Linked DNA regions of Homo sapiens: region 2 is linked to region 1. Evidence: chromatin loops called from intact Hi-C (ENCODE). Cell type or tissue: tibial artery. All regions are shown on one strand. Each heading gives the region's core, and the rest is flanking DNA. Links, peaks and the distances in the headings are about the cores only.

What was found. Peaks named below come from ENCODE experiments on the same cell type or tissue, not always from the same donor. Only the 100,000 strongest peaks of a DNase experiment are listed, where the experiment ranks them.
Region 2: it touches region 1 in a loop (4-fold over the local background); 2 of 110 quality-filtered maps call a loop at or near these places.

The regions. Positions count from the first base shown.
Region 1 is chr7:73,739,766-73,750,149 of GRCh38, forward strand. No RefSeq gene overlaps it. Among named protein-coding and RNA genes, the nearest start is that of ABHD11, 6.2 kb to the left of the region's middle. RefSeq lists enhancers at 1-150, 2,374-2,908, 2,753-3,952, 2,909-3,442 and a silencer at 3,237-3,356. In tibial artery, for the core only: no CTCF peak of the experiment used is centred there; no DNase peak of the experiment used is centred there; H3K27ac peaks cover 1,042 bases.
Region 2 is chr7:74,028,608-74,036,345 of GRCh38, forward strand. It overlaps ELN (elastin), which reads left to right. Exons shown (of 33, transcript NM_000501.4): 2 at 6,757-6,807. Among named protein-coding and RNA genes, the nearest start is that of ELN, 4.3 kb to the left of the region's middle. RefSeq lists enhancers at 1-893, 4,558-5,185, 5,186-5,813. In tibial artery, for the core only: no CTCF peak of the experiment used is centred there; a DNase peak (open chromatin) is centred at 5,524; H3K4me3 peaks cover 3,755 bases; H3K27ac peaks cover 5,000 bases.

The DNA.
Region 1 (10,384 bases), core at 2,674-7,673:
TTACTGAATCATGGTTACAATTTTTTTTTTTAGGCCGGGTGCGGTGGCTCACGCCTGTAATCCCGGCACTTTGGGAGGCTGAGGTGGGCAGATCACCTGAGGCCAGGAGTTGGAGACCACCCTGGCCAATATGGTGGAACCCCGTCTTTACTAAAAATACAAAAATTAGCTGGGCGTGGTGGCGGGTGCCTGTAATCCCAGCTACTCGGGAGGCTAAGGCAGGAGAGTCGCTTGAACTCAGGAGGCGGAGGTTGCAATGGGCGGAAATCATGCCACTGCACACCAGCCTACCGGACGGAGACAGACTCCGTTTAAAAAAAAAAAAAATTGCCGTGGGTGGTGGCACGGCCCTGTAATCCCAGCTACTGGGGAGGCTGAGGCAGGAGAATCGTGTGAACTTGGGAGATGGAGGTTGCAGTGAGCCGAGATCTTGCCACTGCATTCCAGCCTCAGTGACAGAGCGAGACTCCATCTCAAAAAAAAAATTTTTTTTTTAAAAAATAGAAGCGGGGGCTTGCTATGTTGCCCAGGCTGGTCTCGAACTCCTGGGCTCAAAGTGCTGAGATTACAGGCATGAGCCACCACACCTGGCCCAACAAAATTTTTTTTAGAGAAGGGGTCTTGCTACCTTGCCCAAGCTGGTCTCCAGCTCCTGGCCTCAAGCGACCTTCCTGTCTCAGGTATATGGCTTTTATTTTATTTTTTCTGAGACAGGGTTTCACTGCGTCACCCAGGCTGGACTGCAGTGGCACAATCACGGCTCACTGCAACCTCTTCCCCCTGGGCCCAGGCAATCTTCCTGCCTCACCCTCCCGAGTAGCTGGGACCACAGATGTGCACCACCATGTCTGGCTAATTTTTTTCTGTTTTGTAGAGATAGAGTCTTACTATGTTCTAGGCATAGCAAGGGGACAGTTTCAGGCTGGTCTGGAACTCCCAGACTCAACTGATCCTCCTGCCTCAGCCCCCTGAGTAGCTGGAATTACAGGTGTGCTCCACCATGCCTGGCCTCAGCTATAGGCCTTTTAAGGCATTGTATAACTGCTGCCTCCTCCTCAAGCCTTCGCAGACTTTCTGAGTTAAAACTAATCTCTTTCATGGAATGTTCTGGAAGCATTTCTCAGAGGCTACTGTGTAGTATTATAGAGGCAGCCCTCCCTGTGTGTCCACAGCGGGAGCTATGTCTTGTTCATCTGGTGCAAAGTGGTAATAGTCATCAAGAGCTTCAGGGCACTGGTAAATGCTTATGTGGAAGTCCTGCGGGTGGCTGGGTTAGTGGCCCTCCCGGATATGACACCTGGGCCAGCTAGTCTTACACTGACCCCTCCCCCACCTCCTTAGGGCGGTCCAGGACCTACAGGATGAGTCCTAACTTTTTTTTTAAAAAAATAATTAATTAATTAATTATTACTATTATATTTTGAGACGGAGTTTTGCTCTTGTTGCCCAGGCTGGAGTGCAATGGTGCGATCTTGGCTCACCGCAACCTCTACCTACTGGGTTCAAGCGACTCTCCTGCCTCAGCCTCCCGAGTAGCTGGGATTACAGGCATGCGCCACTACGCCGGCTAATTTTGTATTTTTAGTAGAGACGGGGTTTCTCCACGTTGGTCAGGCTGGTTCAAACTCCCGACCTCAGGTGATCTGCCCGCCTCGGCCTCCCAAAATGCTGGGATTACAGGTGTGAGCCACTGCGCCTGGCCATTAATTTTTTTTTTTTTTTGAGACAGGGTCTGGCTCTGTCATGGAGGCTGGAACCTGGCTCACTGCAACCTCTGCCTCCCGGGTTCAAGCAGTTCTCATGCCTCAGTCTCCCGAGTAGCTGGGACTACAGGCGCGCATCACCACACCTGGCTGATTTTTTTCTGTTTTTGGCAGAGACAGGATTTCACCATGCTGGCCAAGCTGAGGATGTGTCCTAACTCTGTAAAGCTCCATCTCCTGCTTAATGGGACCCTGAGGTGTTTGGTTCCAATCTGAGGAGGGCTGAGGTCACCGAGGACTCTAAGCACACCAGGTGGTGTGATCATGTTTCCCGCATAGTAATTAGGGGAGTGATGAGGACATCTGAGCCCTGTATGGGGGCTGGTCCCAGGCCTGGGAGGGGTCCTTGGAGAGTGTTTTTCTAGAGTTGGTGGGTGTTTTTCTAGAGTTGGTGGGTGTTTTTCTAGAGTTGGTGGGTGAAGGGCGTGGGGGTTGAAGATTCAGAACAATAGTATTTCAAAGGTGCTTTTTTTTGTTTGTTTGTTTTGAGAGAGTCTCTCTGTTGCCTATGCTGGAGTATAGTGGGACAATCTCAGCTCACTGCAACCTCTACCTCCCGGGTTCAAGCGATTCTCTTTTGCAGACTCCCAAGTAGCTGGGATTACATGTATGCGCCACCATGCCCGGCTAATTTTTGTATTTTTAGTAGAGACTGAGTTTCACCGTGTTGGGCAGGCTGATCTCAAACTCCTGACCTCAGGTGATCCTCCTGCCTCGACCTCCCAAAGTGCTGGGATTACAGGCATGAGCCACTGTGCCTGGCCTCAAAGGTGCTTTCAAATTGATCCCTGCCATACACCCCACCCTCCACCAGGTAATCTCAGCCTGGCCCAAGATCCCCACATCTAGGGGCAGAAGCAGCCTTGAGATATTTACTCAGAGTCCTGGGCCCCAGCCCTGATCAGGTGGCTGATGAAGGCAAGCAGAAAAACCAGTTGGTTTGATGTTTCCACTTGAACATTCCAGAGAAAGTGGTGGGGGCAGGGGAGGGGTCGTTGCTACCTGGGAATGGATCTGGGGGTGGTGTCATCCTGGGGGCTGCCCAGCCCTCTCAGCTTGTTAGGAACAGGCCAGGAAGCGTGCTGTTGGTTGGCGAAGGCCTCCTTCTAGGGGAGGCCAGAGGGGAGGACTTCCGGAGCCCCTGACATGTGGAGGTGAAGGTGGGAGGTGAAATGGACTATCGCTCTTTGGAGGTCGAGTGTACACTGCCCCATCCGTGTTCCCAGGCTTCCTGTGAAGTGGGAGGGTGCCGTCCTTATTCTGCTGATGAGGAAAGAGAGGCTTGGACGGCGAAGTAACCCAGCTCCAGGTCACTCAGCCAGTGCACAGCCCGGATTGTTTCCTTCACTGACTCCTAACGCAGTGCTCCGTGTATTTCATCACCACCCTTCAGGCCGTGGGGACCAAGGGCCGAAGGGGTGCGGCCTGAGGCGGCCGGGACACTGCGCCTAGGTGGCGCGGTGGCATTGAATGGGTTAAGGAGGGGAGGTGGCGGGTGTCCCTTAACTGCACCTGGCCCAGTATCGGTCACGTGGCCAGGGTTTCACCTGCCCCGCTGAGCAGGGACAATCAGGCTGCTTGTTTTGTGGCCGGTCGCCATGGTGACAGCAGCTTGCCAGGGGCGGTCATGGGGCAAATTCCTGCTGGCCAGCCGGGTGGGGCAGGAGTGTCAGCTGTGCTGGCACCAGTCGGGGCTTCCCGAAAGACCCCTGGAGCTTTCCCGTGGGGCTGTCCCTGGGGGGCCCCTATGTGACTCCGCTCGAAACCTCCTCCCATCTCAACCCCCACATCAGCCCAGCTTCTCTCCTCCCAGATTTTGAACCTGAGTTGATGTATTAAGCAGCCGGGATTTTCATATACGTTATTGTGTTTAATCCTCACACAGCAACCTTTCCCATGTGGGAATGGTAATCCCTGCAGGTCTGCTGCCGGCTGCGCCTCCCCTACTACTCACCCAACACTTTGAGAACACTGGCTCCTTCCTGCCTTGCTTCAACAAGCCCAGATCCATTAGAGCCTCTCACTGCACGCCAAGCACCTTCCTAGACGCAGCCGTGAACAAAACAACAAATTAATCTCACAACAAAGGATTATGTCCGAGTATTTATTTTCTTCGGAACAGGTTAGGTTGGCCCCAGTCATCCAGAGAAGGTGGGGACGGTACAGGATCAGGCCAGGGCTCTGGTATCCAGAACATCTCCACAAGCTCTCTCTGCCACCTCCCTGCCTCACCCGCACCTGCTGCCCACCAAGCCTTCCCACGGATTGTCCACAGATTCCCACCAGCCCCACAGATTCTCCTGCTTCCAGTCATTGCTCCCTCTGCTCCCTAACCTCCAACAGGCCCTGCTGACAGTAACAGTTGTCAATTTTTTTTTTTGAGATGGAGTCTCGCTCTGTCACCCAGGCTGGAGTGCAGTGGCACGATCTTGGCTCACTGCAACCTCCACCTCCCAGGTTCAAGCGATTCTCCTGCCTTAGTCTTCAGAGTAGCTGGGATTACCGGCACGCACCACCACGCCCAGCTATTTTTGTATTTTTAGTAGAGACAGGGTTTCACCGTATTGGCCAGGCTGGTCTCGAACTCCTGACCTCAGGTGATCCACCCGCCTCGGACTCCCAAAGTGCTGGGATTACAGGCATGAGCCACTGTGCCCCACTGGTTGTCAACTATTTTTTTCTGCCTCCTGATTCTGTGGAAGACCCAGTGTCTCCCAGGAACAGTCTCATCACATGTACAGATTCTTTCTTTTTTCTTTTTTATTGAGACAGGGTCTGGCTGTTGTTGCCCAGGCTGGTCTCAAACTCCTGGGCTCAAATGATCCTCCTGCCTCGGCCTCTCTAAGTGCTGGGATTACAGATGTGATTCTTAAAGTGGCAGGGTGAGGACACCTTCCTTTTTGGAATGAATGGAGGATGGTGAGAGAGTCTGTGTATTTTGACACCCAGCAACCTCTACCCCACTTGCCTGCAGGATACAGCTCAGTCTCCTCTGTCTGCATTTTGGTGTCTTTATTTTATTTATTTATTTATTTATATATTTATTTATTTATTTTTATTATTATTTTATGAGGCAGAGTCTCGCTCTGTCCCCCAGGCTGGAGTGCAGTGGCGCGATCTCAGCTCACTGCAAGCTCCGCCTCCTGGGTTCACACCATTCTCCTGCCTCAACCTCCCGAGTAGCTGGGACTACAGGTGCTCACCACCATGCCTGGCTAATTTTTTTGTATTTTTAGTAGAGACGGGGTTTCACCATGTTAGCCAGGATGGTTTCGATCTCCTGACCTTGTGATCCGCCCGCCTCGGCCTCCCAAAGTGCTGGGATTACAGGCATAAGCCACTGCGCCTGGCTTTTATTTATTTATTTTGAGATGAAGTCTCACTCTGTTGCCCAAGCTGGAGTGCAATGGCACGATCTCGGCTCACTGCAACTTCTGCCTACTGGGTTCCAGCAATTCTCCTGCCTCAGCCTCCTGAGTAGCTGGGACTACAGGCATGAGCCACCATGCCCAGCTAATTTTTGTATTTTTAGTAGAGATGGGGTTTCACTATGTTGGCCAGCCTGGTCTCGAACTCCTGACCTCGTGATCTGCCTGCCTTGGCCTTCCAATGTGCCGGGATTACAGGAGTAAGCCACCGCGCCTGGCCCTGGTGTCTTTATTTTTTTGAGACGGAGTCTTGCTCTGTTGCCCAGGCTGGAATGCAGTGGTGCAATCTCAGCTCAATGCAATCTCTGCCTCTCAGATTCAAATGATTCTCTTGCCTCAGCCTCCTAAATAGCTGGGACCACAGGCATGCACCACCACACCCAGCTAATTTTTTTGTATTTTTAGTAGAGATGGGGTTTCACCATGTTGGCCAGGATGGTCACCATCTCTTGACCTCGTGATCCACCTGCCTCGGCCTCCCGAAGTGCTGGGATTACAGGCATGAACCACCGCCCCCCACAGGTTCTGTTTATTTTTATCCCTTAAATAGCTCTGATTCCTTTTTAAATTTTATTTATTTACTTATTTATTTATTTAGAGACAGAGTCTTACTCTGTTGTCCAGGCTGGAGTGCAGTGGTGAAATCTTGGCTCACTGCAACCTCTACCTCCTGGGTCCAAGTGATTATCTCGTGCCTCAGCCTCCCAAGTAACTGGGATTACAGGTGTGTGCCACCACACCTGGCTAATTTTAGTATTTTTAGTAGAGCTGAGGTTTCACCATGTTGGCCAGGCTGGTCTCGAACTCCTGACCTCAGGTAATCTGCCTGCCTCTGCTTCCCAAAGTGCTGGGATTACAGGCGTGAGCCACCACGCCTGGCCTAATTTTTAATTTAATTTTAATTTTATTATTACTTTTTGAGACAGGGTCTCACTCTGTTGCCCATTTTAATTTTTTTATTATTTTTTGAGACAGAGTCTCACTCTGTTGCCAAGGCTGGAGTGCAGTGGTGCAGTATTAGCCACTGCAACCTCAACTTCCTGGGCTCAGGTGATCCTTCCACCACAGTCTCCCCAGTAGCTGGGACCAGAGGCACATGCCACCTTGCCCGGCTAATTTTTGTATTTTTGGTAGAGATGGGGTTTCGCCATGTATCCTAGGCTGGTCTCAAACTCCTGGGCTCAAGCGAGCCTCTGGCCTCAGCCTCCGGAAGTGCTGGGATTACAGTCCTGAGCCACCGGGCCTGGTCAAGCTCTGATTTCTATCCAGCACCCTCCATTTCTAGGGCCTTATCTCTCCTCTGCCTTGCCACCTCCTCCTGGACTTGTCCATTTTGGCCCTTCTAGACATTTCTGTCCCTGGTCATCAGCATGATCTTTTAACAACGTAAAATATGCTTCTATGTTAATCATTTTTCTTGTTTTGTACATTTTCCTATTTTTCTGTGTTCTGGGTTCTGGGCTCATTGCCCCGGGGGATGCATACGGCTGGACCTAAGAGTGGAGAAGCTGGTTTATGTGTTTCAAAAGCTAAAGCCCTTAAGGGAAGGGAATGCTTCAGCAGAGACAGTATCTTGGCCAAGAATGGAAGGAAGGTCTGCCACCTGCTTCTTGGCAGGGTCCCCAGAGAAGAATGGCTCATGAGCCTGCCAGGCCGGCAGGACCATAAGCAGCTTGCAAAATATTCCTCTGTTTCCCAGGTTCAGAGCAGACACAGTGCAGCCTGCGGAACTGGAGGGGCTGTTGACACAGGATGATGGATGTCTTGTCATTGCTGCTAGAGGGCTGGATGCTGTACAACTCCCTGCAGGCTCCCTCCTCTCTAAGCAAATCTGGCCCTGTTGAGTATGCAGGAATTGTGGCCCAGTCTCAGGAGGACTGAGGTTAAACTTGTTTCCAGGCCGGCTGTGATGGTCACGTCTGTAATCCCAGCACTTTGGGAGGCTGAGGCAGGTGGATCACTTGAGGTCAGGAGTTCGAGACCAGCTTGCCCAACATGGTGAAACCCCGTCTCTACTAAAAATACAAAAATTAGCCAGCGTGGTGGCACCCACCTGTAATCCCAGCTACTTGGGAGGCTAAGGTAGGAGAATTGCTTGTATCTGAGACGTGGAGGTTGCAGTGAGCCGAGATTGAGTCACTGCACTCCAGCCTGGGTGACAGAGCGAGACTCCATCTCAAAAAAAAAAAAAAACTTGTTTCCAGCTGCTTCTGCAGAATAGAGCATCGAGGATGGACACTAAGGTGAATTACAGAAAATAATGTCATTGCACATTTAAGTTTGTTACTGACATTCGGTAACTGCTAGAATGCCATACATATTGGTCCACAACCAACTGACTTTCCTTTTCTTTTTCTTTTCTTTTCTTTTTTTTTTTTTTTGAGACAGAGTCTGGCTCTGTTGCCCAGGCTGGAGTGCAGTGGCAGGATCTCGGCTCACTGCAACCTCTGCCTCCTGGACTCAAGAGATCCTCCCACCTCAGCCTCCCAAGTAGCTGGACTACAGGTGCATGCCACCACACCTGGCTAATTTTGTTTGTTTGTTTGTTTGAGACCCCAGAACACAGAGCCCAGAAAAACAGGAAAATGTACAAAAAAACAAAATAGATTAAAATAGAAGCATATTTTATGTTGTTAAAAGATCATGCTGATGACCAGGGAGGGAAATGTCTGGAGGGGCCAAGATGGACAAGTCCAGGAGGAGGCAACACAGGAGTCTTGCTCTATCACCCAGGCTGGAGTGCAGTGGCACGATCTCAGCTGACTACAGCCTCCGCCTCCCGAATTCAAGCAATTCTCCTGCCTCCACCTCCCAAGTAGCTGGGATTACAGGTGTGTGCCACCACGCCCAGCCTAATTTTTGTATTTTTCTGTAGAGACGGGGTTTCACCACATAACCCGGTTGGTCTCAAACTTCTGAGCTCAAGTGATTCTCCTGCCTCAGCCTCCCAAAGTGTTTACAGGTGTGAGCCACCGAACCCAGCCTCTTTTTTTTCTTTTTCTTTTTCTTTTTTTTTTTTTTTTTTTTAAAGAGACAGGGTCTTGCATTGTCATATCCAGGCTGGAGTGTGAAGTGCATTAAAACAATCATAGCTCATTATAGCCTCCAACTTCCTGGCTCAAGTGATTCTCCTGCCTTAGCCTCCTAAGTAGCTGGGACTACGGGTGTATACCACCACACTGGCTAATTTTACGTATTTATTTATTTTAGTTTTAGAGATGGGGGTCTCACTATTTTGCCCAGTCTGGCCTTGAACTCCTGGGCTCAAACAATCTTCCCTCCTCAGCCTCTGGACTAGATGGGACTACAGGTGCACACCACCGTGATTTACATTTTTATTTATTTTCATTTTTATTTTTGAGATGGAGTTTTGCTCTTGTCACCTAGGCTGGAGTGCAATAGTGCAATTTCGGCTCACTGCAACCTCCACCTCCTAGGTTCAAGTGATTCTCCTGCCTCAGCCTCCTGAGTAGCTGGGACTACAAGTGTGAGCCACCATGCCTGGCTAATTTTTTGTATTTTTAGTAGAGATGGGGTTTCACCATGTTGGCCAGGCTGATCTCAAACTCCTGACCTCAAGTGATCTGCCCACCTTGGCCTCCCAAAGTGCTGGGATTACAGGCGTGAGCCACCGTGCCCAGCCGATTTACTTCTTTTGTTTTTTTTGAGATGGAGCCTCGCTCTGTCTCCCAGGCTGGAGTGCACTGGCGCCATCTCAGCTCACTGCAACCTCCACCTCCCGGGTTCAAGCAGTTCTCTGCCTCAGTCTCCCAAGTAGCTGGGATTATAGGCTCCCGGCTAATTTTTGTATTTTTAGTAGAGATGAGGTTTCACCATCTTGGCCAGGCTGGTCTTGAACTCCTGATCTCATGTGATCTGTATGCCTCAGCCTCCCAAAGTACTGGGATTACAGGCATGAGCCACCATGCCCCGCCCGGTTTACATTTTTGTTTTTTTTTGAGGCGGAGTCTTGCTCTGTCGCCCAGGCTGGAGTGCAGTGGCACCATCTCAGCTCACTGCAAGCTCCGCCTCCCAGGTTCCCACCATTCTCCTGCCTCAGCCTCCCGAGTAGCTGGGACTACAGGTGCCCACCACCACACCCGCCTAATTTTTTGTAGTTTTAGTAGAGACGGGGTTTCACTGTGTTAGCCAGGATGGCCTCAATCTCCTGACCTCGTGATCCACCCTCCTCGGCCTCCCAAAGTGCTGGGATTACAGGCGTGACCCACCGCACCCAGCCCCGATTTACACTTTCAAAGGACTATTTGGCTGTGTAGAAGAAGGTGTGAGGCAGATTAGAGGGGAAGCAGAGGAGAAGCGGCAAAATGAGGAAGCTATTGCAGACATTCAACTGAGGCATGATGGTCACATGACTGGAAGGTGGCTGTGGAAGTAGGGAAAGAAAGATAGATTTGGGATGTATTTTGGAGTTCGAATCAACAGGATTTGATGAGGAATGGGATGGGGAGGGGGAAAGATGGTGGTGAGGGAGAGGAAGACACCAAGGACAGCTCCCAGGTTTCTGGATTGAACATGTGGGTGGCGAGTAGTTGTGCTATTTACTGAGATGGGGAAGGTGGTTTTGTTTGTTTGTTTTTTTCCACTCTATAGGGTGCAAGTAAGGAGACTCTAGAATGTCCACTTGGGACATTCTAGCAGTTACCGAATGTCAATAAAAACTTAGATGTGCAATGACATTATTTTCTGTAATTCATCTTAGCTTTCACCCCAGTGCTGTAGGGGGCCTGCCCCTCCACACCTGTGGGTATTTCTCGTCAGGTGGGACGAGAGACTGAGAAAATAAATAAGACAGAGACAAAGTAGAGAGAAAGAACAGTGGGCCCAGGGGATCAGCGCTCAGCATACGGAGGACCCGCACCGGCACTGGTCTCTGAGTTCCCTCAGTATTTATTGATTAGTATTTTCACTATCTCGGCAAGGGGAATGCAGCAGGAGAACAGGGTGATAGTGGGGAGAAGGTCAGCAGGAAAACGTGAGCAAAGGAATCTATGTCACAAATAAGTTCAAGGGAAGGTACTGTGCCTGGATGTGTACATAGGCTAGATTTATGCTTCTCTCCACCCAAACAGCTCAGTGTAGTAAAAAATTACAGCGCAGCATTGCCGCCAGCATATCTTGCCTCCAGCCACAGGGCGGTTTTCTTCTATCTCAGAATAGAACAAATGTACGATC
Region 2 (7,738 bases), core at 2,668-7,667, 290 kb after region 1:
CTGGGTCTGGAGACACCACAGTCTGCACACCTGTGGACACAGCTGGGGTGCACACCAGCCCTGGGGACAGGGAACCTGGGCTTGATACCAGCTCAACCGCAGTGAGCTGTGTGACCTCAGCAGGTTCCTTGACCCCTGGGAAGCCGGGATCCCCCCGTCAGGAAGGTCAGGGCTCCGCTGAGGATGGGTTTGCAGGTTGGGAAGCTGCTGCTGTGTTCTCCCTGCTGAGGCAGGCAGGGACTCCTGGTATGCATTTGTGTGTGTGTGTGTGTGTGCATGCACACAGGAATGAGCGTGCTGTGTGCTCGTGTGTGTATGTGTGCATGCACAGGTGTGCATGTGTTCAGATGCCCGGCTGTGTCACTGAACAGGGAAAGGGATTTCTGGAGGGGTACATATGTCTGCTCACAGGTTCATCCTTAGGCAGGTGTATGCGTATGTTTGGAGGAGGTATATGAAGCTGCTCCTTAGTGTGTGCAAAAGTCTGCCACCTGACAGACATGTAGACATGTACACATGTAGACATGGGCGATCTGGCATCCAGGTGTGACACTGGTGTGGACTGTCACTGTGTGTGTTATGGAGTGTGTACATCTGTGTGTGTGAATGTGTGTGCGATGTGGCACGCAAGCATGGAAAGGCGGGCTGGAGAAGGTGTCTGTCTCCTGGCAGAGGCAGTGTGGCTGAGACAGAGGCTGGAGTGGATCCTGGGGCACTGCTGGGCCATCTGCTATGTGCCCCAACCCAGGCACAGTTGGTTATGGGGTTTGAGGGTGTGCCCTGTGGGGCTGCTATGCCGCGGCCAACGGGGGAGGACAGAAGAGGCTCCCGGGCATGGGAAAAAGGAGGGCATTTGGTAGGGGGGTCTGGGTGGAGTCTGGTTTCCTCGGGAGTCCTCCTTGCCATGAGAACCAAACGCTGAGTGGGGGGCGGGAGGGCCACGGGGTGGAGTCAAGGGCCTGGGCAGGAGCTGCAGCTGTTTCCGTGAGATTGAACAGCTTCCTGTGCAGGGTCCGCTGCTGGACCTGGATGAGGCCAAGGGACATGGGTACCCACAGGCGGGCCCCAGCAGGGGCAACGAGCCAGGGCCTGAAAGCAGCAGCCCCGGGTCCGTCTCAGCCTCCTCCCCAGGTGTAGCCCCCAAACACCCAGCCACCCTTCTTCCCAGATGGGGCCACCACCTATAGGGTGGCAGTTCATCATCAAGGAACCTTGAGAATTAGAAATTATTATCATCACTTGACAAACAAGGAAGCTGAGGCTCCGGCAGGCTAAGGCAGTCCCCGGGGGTTAGTATCAGCCAGCTCTCTGCCCCAGGTCAAGGGGCAAGGGGGTTAGGAGTGAGCTAGCAGGCAACATTTGGGGAGGGGAAGGCTTGGGGCTGAGTCCTTAAAGCAGGCATGCCCTAGGCAGAATCAGCTCTCTCCTTGTGTCCTCAGTGACACCGCTAAACGCCCAGCTGGCCTCACACTTTGCAGAGATCAATCTCAGCTCTGTCCCAGGTGGCTGGACTTGCTAGGTCCAAATAAGGGGTGTGTGAACTGATGAGCTCGTGTGGGGTTTTGCACAGAAGTGCTACTGAAGTCTGCAGAGGTCGGGGAGCCAACACAGGGAGTGGAGCGCTCAGTCACATGCTCACTGCCACTCACCTGGCTGTCCTGGGGGAGCCTGGCTTCTCCCTCAAGGAGGAGGGTGTCACTTATGCAAGTTCAGCGGCTCCAAGGAAGGAACCCTGTTGCGGGGGTGGGGGAGCAGGAGGAGGGGACAAGCCGCACAGCTCCCAGGCTGTTTCAAAAGTGAGCATGAGAAATTAACCCAGGGATAATTCTTCCCCATCCCCCAGAAATAGTATCAGGGATTTTTTTTTTTTTTTTTCCTGATTTCAGAACTGAAGATGGTTTGGAACAGAGGTTTCCTTTTCTTTTATTTTCCTTTTTTATTTTTATTTTTTTACCTTTTTTATTTTTTTTAAATTGAGACAGGGTCTCGCTGTGTTGTCCAGGCTGGTCTGAATTCCTGGGCTCAAGTGATCCTCCCACCTCCGCCTCCCAAAGTGCTTGGATTACAGGCATGAGCCACTGCCTCTTTTTAAATATTTTTTTAATTATTGTTTTCCGTCCTTAAGTAGGAACAGGGGTTTTCAACCTGGCTATCTATTAGACTTCCCACCCAAGAATCCCTGCTTGCTTTGGTTGGAGAGGGACCTGGACACAGACTTTTCAGGCTTCCCAGGTGACGGTGGGGTCGCCAGGGCCAAGAAGCACTGGTTTAGAGGTCGATCCCGCTCTGTGTGTCTGCCGAGGCCCCGGCATGAGGGCAAATGTGCCCTGTGTGGGAGGGGACACAGTCACCCAGTGGAGGACAGCTTGTTTTTGAAAACCCTTGGCAGCCTTCTGCATGCAAACAACAAACAGCTTCGTGTGGTCTTATCTGCTCCCCAAGCCAGCCCCCTGGACTTTGGTTTGGCAAAGCCCCCTGCCAAGATCGGCTGGCCCCAGGCTCGCTCCCAAACAGGCTGCTTCCAGCTCTTTGAACCTGGAGCCCAGGGCCCAGGCAAATGGCCCTACATGTGACTTGGGGTCAGCTGGGGGTCCCAGACCAGGCTCTTCAGCTCACTGGTTCTCCATTTCCCTGGCTGCAAAATGGGGAGAAACAGCCCTGCCTGAAGTACCTCCTAGGGCCAGTGAGAGCTTCTAGCAATGTAATATCTGGGGGGAAAAAAAGCATCAAATAAAAGGACCGTGGGAATGGGCATTTTTAAAATAATCTATTCTCTTATTCAGAGTCTGCTAATTTGGGCTCATGGATCCTTGTAATTAGTGCACATTGCTAAGGTTTAATACTCCCTCTCACTACTTACACCATGTTTTGTCTAGTGGAGGGGCAGCTAATGTGTAAATAGATGTGCAATGATGAAAGAAGCAGACAGGACTCGGTTGGGGGTGGCCAGAAGGAGCCTTGAGAAATCCAGGAAGGCTTCCCAGCAGAAGTGACATTTGAGTTAAACCTAAAGAGAAAAGTAAATGGGGCCAGGTGCAGTGACTCATGCCTGTAATCCTAGCACTTTGGGAGGCCCACATGGGCAGATTGCTTGAGCCCAGGAGTTTGAGACCAGCCTGGGCAACATAGGAAGGCCCCCGTCTCTATTTAAAAAATAAATGAATATTTAAAAAGAAAGAAAAAGAAAGAAAGAGAGAGAGAGAGAGAGAAAGGAGAGAGAGAGAGACAGAAAGAAAGAAAGGAAGGAAGGAAAGAAGGAAGGAAGGAAGGAAGGAAGGAAGGAAGGAAGGAAGGAAGGAAGGAAGGAAAATGTTGGAGGACCTGTCTGTGGATGAGGGGTAAGTCCCCAGACTACAGGCCCTGGCAGGCAGAACTGAAGAGACAGAAGAGCAGATTCTCGATTGGAGGAAGCCCTGTCTGCAGTTAGTGCTGACAGCATTTGGAGGTGGTGATTTTCCCATCATGGGAGGTATGCAAGCAGAACACGAAGGATGTTTGTGGAAGGAGGTCCAGCCCAGGCCAGAAGACTATTATGATCCCTGAGAGTCTAGGATCGTGATTCTAAGATGCAAGAGACAAGTTCCACCCTGGGCTAGTCGGTGAAACATGCCAAAACCACATAAAACAAGACAAGTGTTCTCCAGGCCAACTGCTTAGGGCCAGCTGAGCAGCACAGTCAGGGAGAGCCGTGGGCTCGGGAAAGGCAGGCGGGAGAGTCTGAGCTCAGCCCTGGTGCGGGGGTAGGACTTGGACAGAGGCAAGGACATTCCTGGCAGGAGAAACGGCTTGTGCCAAGGAGTGGAGGGAGAAGTGAGGATCGCCACGGGGCCTGGGGAAGCAGCTGTTACCTTTTCAAAGTCCTTTCCAATTTCCAGCTGCTGTCATTTTATTCTCACCTCTCTCACTTGCAGAGAGGCAGGAATCCTTCGTAGCCCCTAAACCTTCTCCATTTCCTCATTGCAAAGTGGGGATTAAAACCTCGGGCTCCCCAGGCCGTCAGGTTCAGGCATGAAGTTTGGCAAATGCCACCATCATCAGGGTCTGAACGGTGGGGGTGGAGAGTGGGGACAGAGGAGATCTGGGGGAGGGGAAGCTAAGTCTTCCCCCCAGAAAGTGCCTGGGGTGCAGGAGGGCAGAACCCCAGGAGAAAGGAAGTCAGGGTTCAGCCAGGCCCAGGGGCTCAACAAGCCCAAGGCAGGGGGACTCCCAGGGCAGATGGGGATGAAACAGGTTAGAGCTGGATTCACAGACAACCACCCTGCCACCCCTCTACTTAATTCACCCATCATGTATTGAGTAACTACTGCATACCTGGCCCTGGGCCACGGACTGTGCAGTGAAATGGGAAAAAATGAAACGTAAGTGCCACTGTCTTTTTATTTTTGAGCAATTACTGTCTGCCAGGTCCAGAAGAGGACATAGCCTATTACTTGAACCCTTTTACAACTTGCAGCAACCTTGCAACCTTGCAGCAACCTTGCAACCTTGCAACAACCAAGTGATTATCTGCCCCATGTCACAAAAAAGGAAACCGATGTTCAGAGAGGTTGAGTGACTTTCCCAAGGTCGCACAGATGGTAAGAAGCAGCGAAGGCAGAATTAGAAGCCAGAGGGGTCTGTTCTGAGCACTTTGCTCTTCCCCCCACCTCCACCACACTGTTCCCTGCAGTCTGCTCTGGAGCCAGAGAGTAGAGAGGAAGGGAGAGAGGCACGTGAAGAATGAGGGAGAGGGGGAGAAAGAGGAGGAAGGAGAGAGGCCGAGGCAGAGAAAGACGCATAAGAGACTGTTGAGAGCTGGAGGCCGGAGCCAGGGAAGGCATCAGAGGCCCGAGGCGGGCCATGTGTGTGCTTGGCAGCGGATGACAGGGCCCAAGTGCTCCTTCTCAGCAGGCCCAGCCCCCCTGGGGCCACCACTCCGAGCCTTGAGGTTCTGACCAGATTACTTGCACACTTCAGGCCTGGACTGCAGTGCCTGAGGAGCCACAAGCCCTGGGAGGGGGTGGCGCCGGGGTCTTGGCTCCGGTGGCTGTGACAGCTCCACAGCCCTGACCCTGCTGGGCTGCAGCTGAGGCTGACAGGGCCCTGGGGCCAGCAAGCCCAGCTGTGCAGCGTCGCCAGGCCTCAGAGGCCAGACGTCTGGCCGCGAGGCCTCCCTGGACACATTGCAGAGACACCCGTTCCCCCAGCCCCGCCCATGCCCCACGGGGCTCCCGGCCCCTTTCAGCAAAAGCAGTAAGGGAGGGCTGGGCTGGGGCGTTGGCAAGGTGGCTTGTCAAGCTCAGAGGGGGGCCTTCTGAGGTGGAGGCAGGGCCCCCGGTTTGGGACCCTGTCTGTTGCCATGGCGATGGCTCAGGCAGGGTCTGGATCCAGCATCACAGCGTTCCCCAGTGAGAGCTTCACTGGTCCATGGGGACTGAACTCGTGATCCTGTCTGGCCGGTGAATTCGCTTTTCCTTAGGAAACTATTCACTGTGCTCATTCATGGCGTCCCCCTGCGGCCCCGGCGCCTCCTAAGACAGCCCGTGTCAGACGGCCAGAGCCCCACCCAAGCTCGGCTGCCCAGTGGCTGAGGACGCTGACCTCACGCCGTCCTATCAGTGTGGGAATGGCTGCATTTGTGCTGGCAGCTGCACCTCCTTAATGCTCGCTGTAGCAGCCCAGCCTGCCCTTCCCAAAGCTCTGGCCTCTACCCGGCAGCTCAGCTCGGGAAGGGAGTGGGCTGCCTGGTGAGAGGTGCTCAGACCCAGTGTCTTCCACCCCAGGCCCTCTCCCTGACTCCAGGGAGAACCAGGTAACACAGCAAGAACAATCATACTCTAAGGACTGGCAGCAGGGCGCAGGGGCCTGTCATCCTAGCACTTTAGGAGGCCAAGGCAGGAGGATCGCTTCCAGGAGTTCCAGACCAGCCTGGGGAACATACTGACACCCCATCTTTACAAAAAAATCAATTAGCCAGATGTGGAGGTGCACGCCTGTAGTCCCAGCTACTTGGGAGACTGAGGCAGGAGAATCGCTTGAACCTAGGAGGCAGAAGTTGCAGTGAGCTGAGATCTTGCTACTGCACTCCAGCCTGGGTGACAGAGCAAGACTCTGTCTCAAAAATAAAGCACTGGCCTGAGCTTCAATCCAGGCCCCGTCTCTTTCCAGCTGTGTGGCCCCAGGCATGTCCCTTAACCTCTCTGAGCCTGATTTCATGTCTTAAGATGATAGTCTCTGGGAGCGGTGGCTCACACCTGTAATCCCAGCACTTTGGGAGGCCGAGGCAGGCAGATCACTTGAGGTCAGGGGTTCAAGACCAGCCTGCCCAACATAGTGAAACCCTGTCTCCACTAAAAATACAGAAATTAGCCGTGCTTGGTGGCATGCACCTGTAATCCCAGCTACTCAGGAGGCTGAGGCAGCAGAATCGCTTGACCCAGGCAGACGGAGGTTGCAGTGAGCTGAGATCCCACCACTGCACTCCAGCCTGGGTGAAAGGCCAAGACTCCGTCTCAGTCTCAAACAAAACAAAATGATGATAGTAAGCCCTGCCCTTCCAACTTCACAGGCCGATTTCAAAGAGCAAGAATGAGAACACACTTTGTAAACAGAAACTGCTCTGGAGACAAGCAATGTCATTATTGCCATCAGCATTATTCTTGTTTCCATGTAATTGTGGGTTTTGCCATTGAAAGTAATGGCAAAAATCGCAGTTACTTTTGCACCAGCCTAATAGTTCTGGCTCCTGGAGGACTGACTCTACCTGTTTCCTTTCAGGGGTCCCTGGGGCCATTCCTGGTGGAGTTCCTGGAGGAGTCTTTTATCCAGGTAACGTACATGAAACTTCCACACACCCAGGTCATGCGGATGATGCTGATGTCCATAATAGATGCACATTTTGACACTACAGAAGGTAGGAACATTGACACGCCTACCAGAAGTCACACCCACTTAAAAATGCAATTAACAAGACATTGATTTACAGCTATTAAGAGCATACAGGCTGGACATGGTGGCTTATGCCTGTAATCTCAACACTCTGGGAGGCAGAGAAACAAGGATTGCTTGAGGCCAGGAGTTTCAGACCAGCCTGGACAACATAGTGAGATCCCCCTCTCTACACACACACACACACACAAATTTAAAATTAGCCATGTTCTGCATTGAGAAAAATGAAAATGAAGTATAGAAATTAAAAAAAAATTAGCTGGGCATAGTGGTGCACGCCTGTAGTCCTAGCTACTGGGGAGGCTGAGGCAGGAGGATCACTTGAGCTTAGGAGTTCAAGGCTGCAGTGAGCTATAATAGCACCACTGCACTGAAGTCTGGGTGACAGAGTAAAACCCTGTCTCTAAAAAGAAAAGGGGAAAAAAAGAAAAGAAAAATCAAAAGTAATACTTTCAATACTTAAAAAGTATTTGAGGCCAGGCACGGTGGCTCAAGCCTGTAATCCCAGCACTTTGGGAGGCTGAGGCAGGCGGATCACAAGGTCAGGAGATCAAGACCATCCTGGCTAACACGGTGAAACCCTGTCTCTACTAAAAATACAAAAAATTAACCAGGTGTGGTGGCGAGAGCCTCTAGTCCCAGCTACTCGGGAGGCTAAGGCAGGAGAATGATGTGATTGAACCCAGGAGGCGGAGCTTACAGTGAGCCGAGATCGCGCCACTGCACTCCAGCCTGGGCGACAGAGGGAGACTCCGTATAAAAAAAAATTAAAAAATTAAAAAAAGCATTTGAGTGTACAGAAGTGACCTGG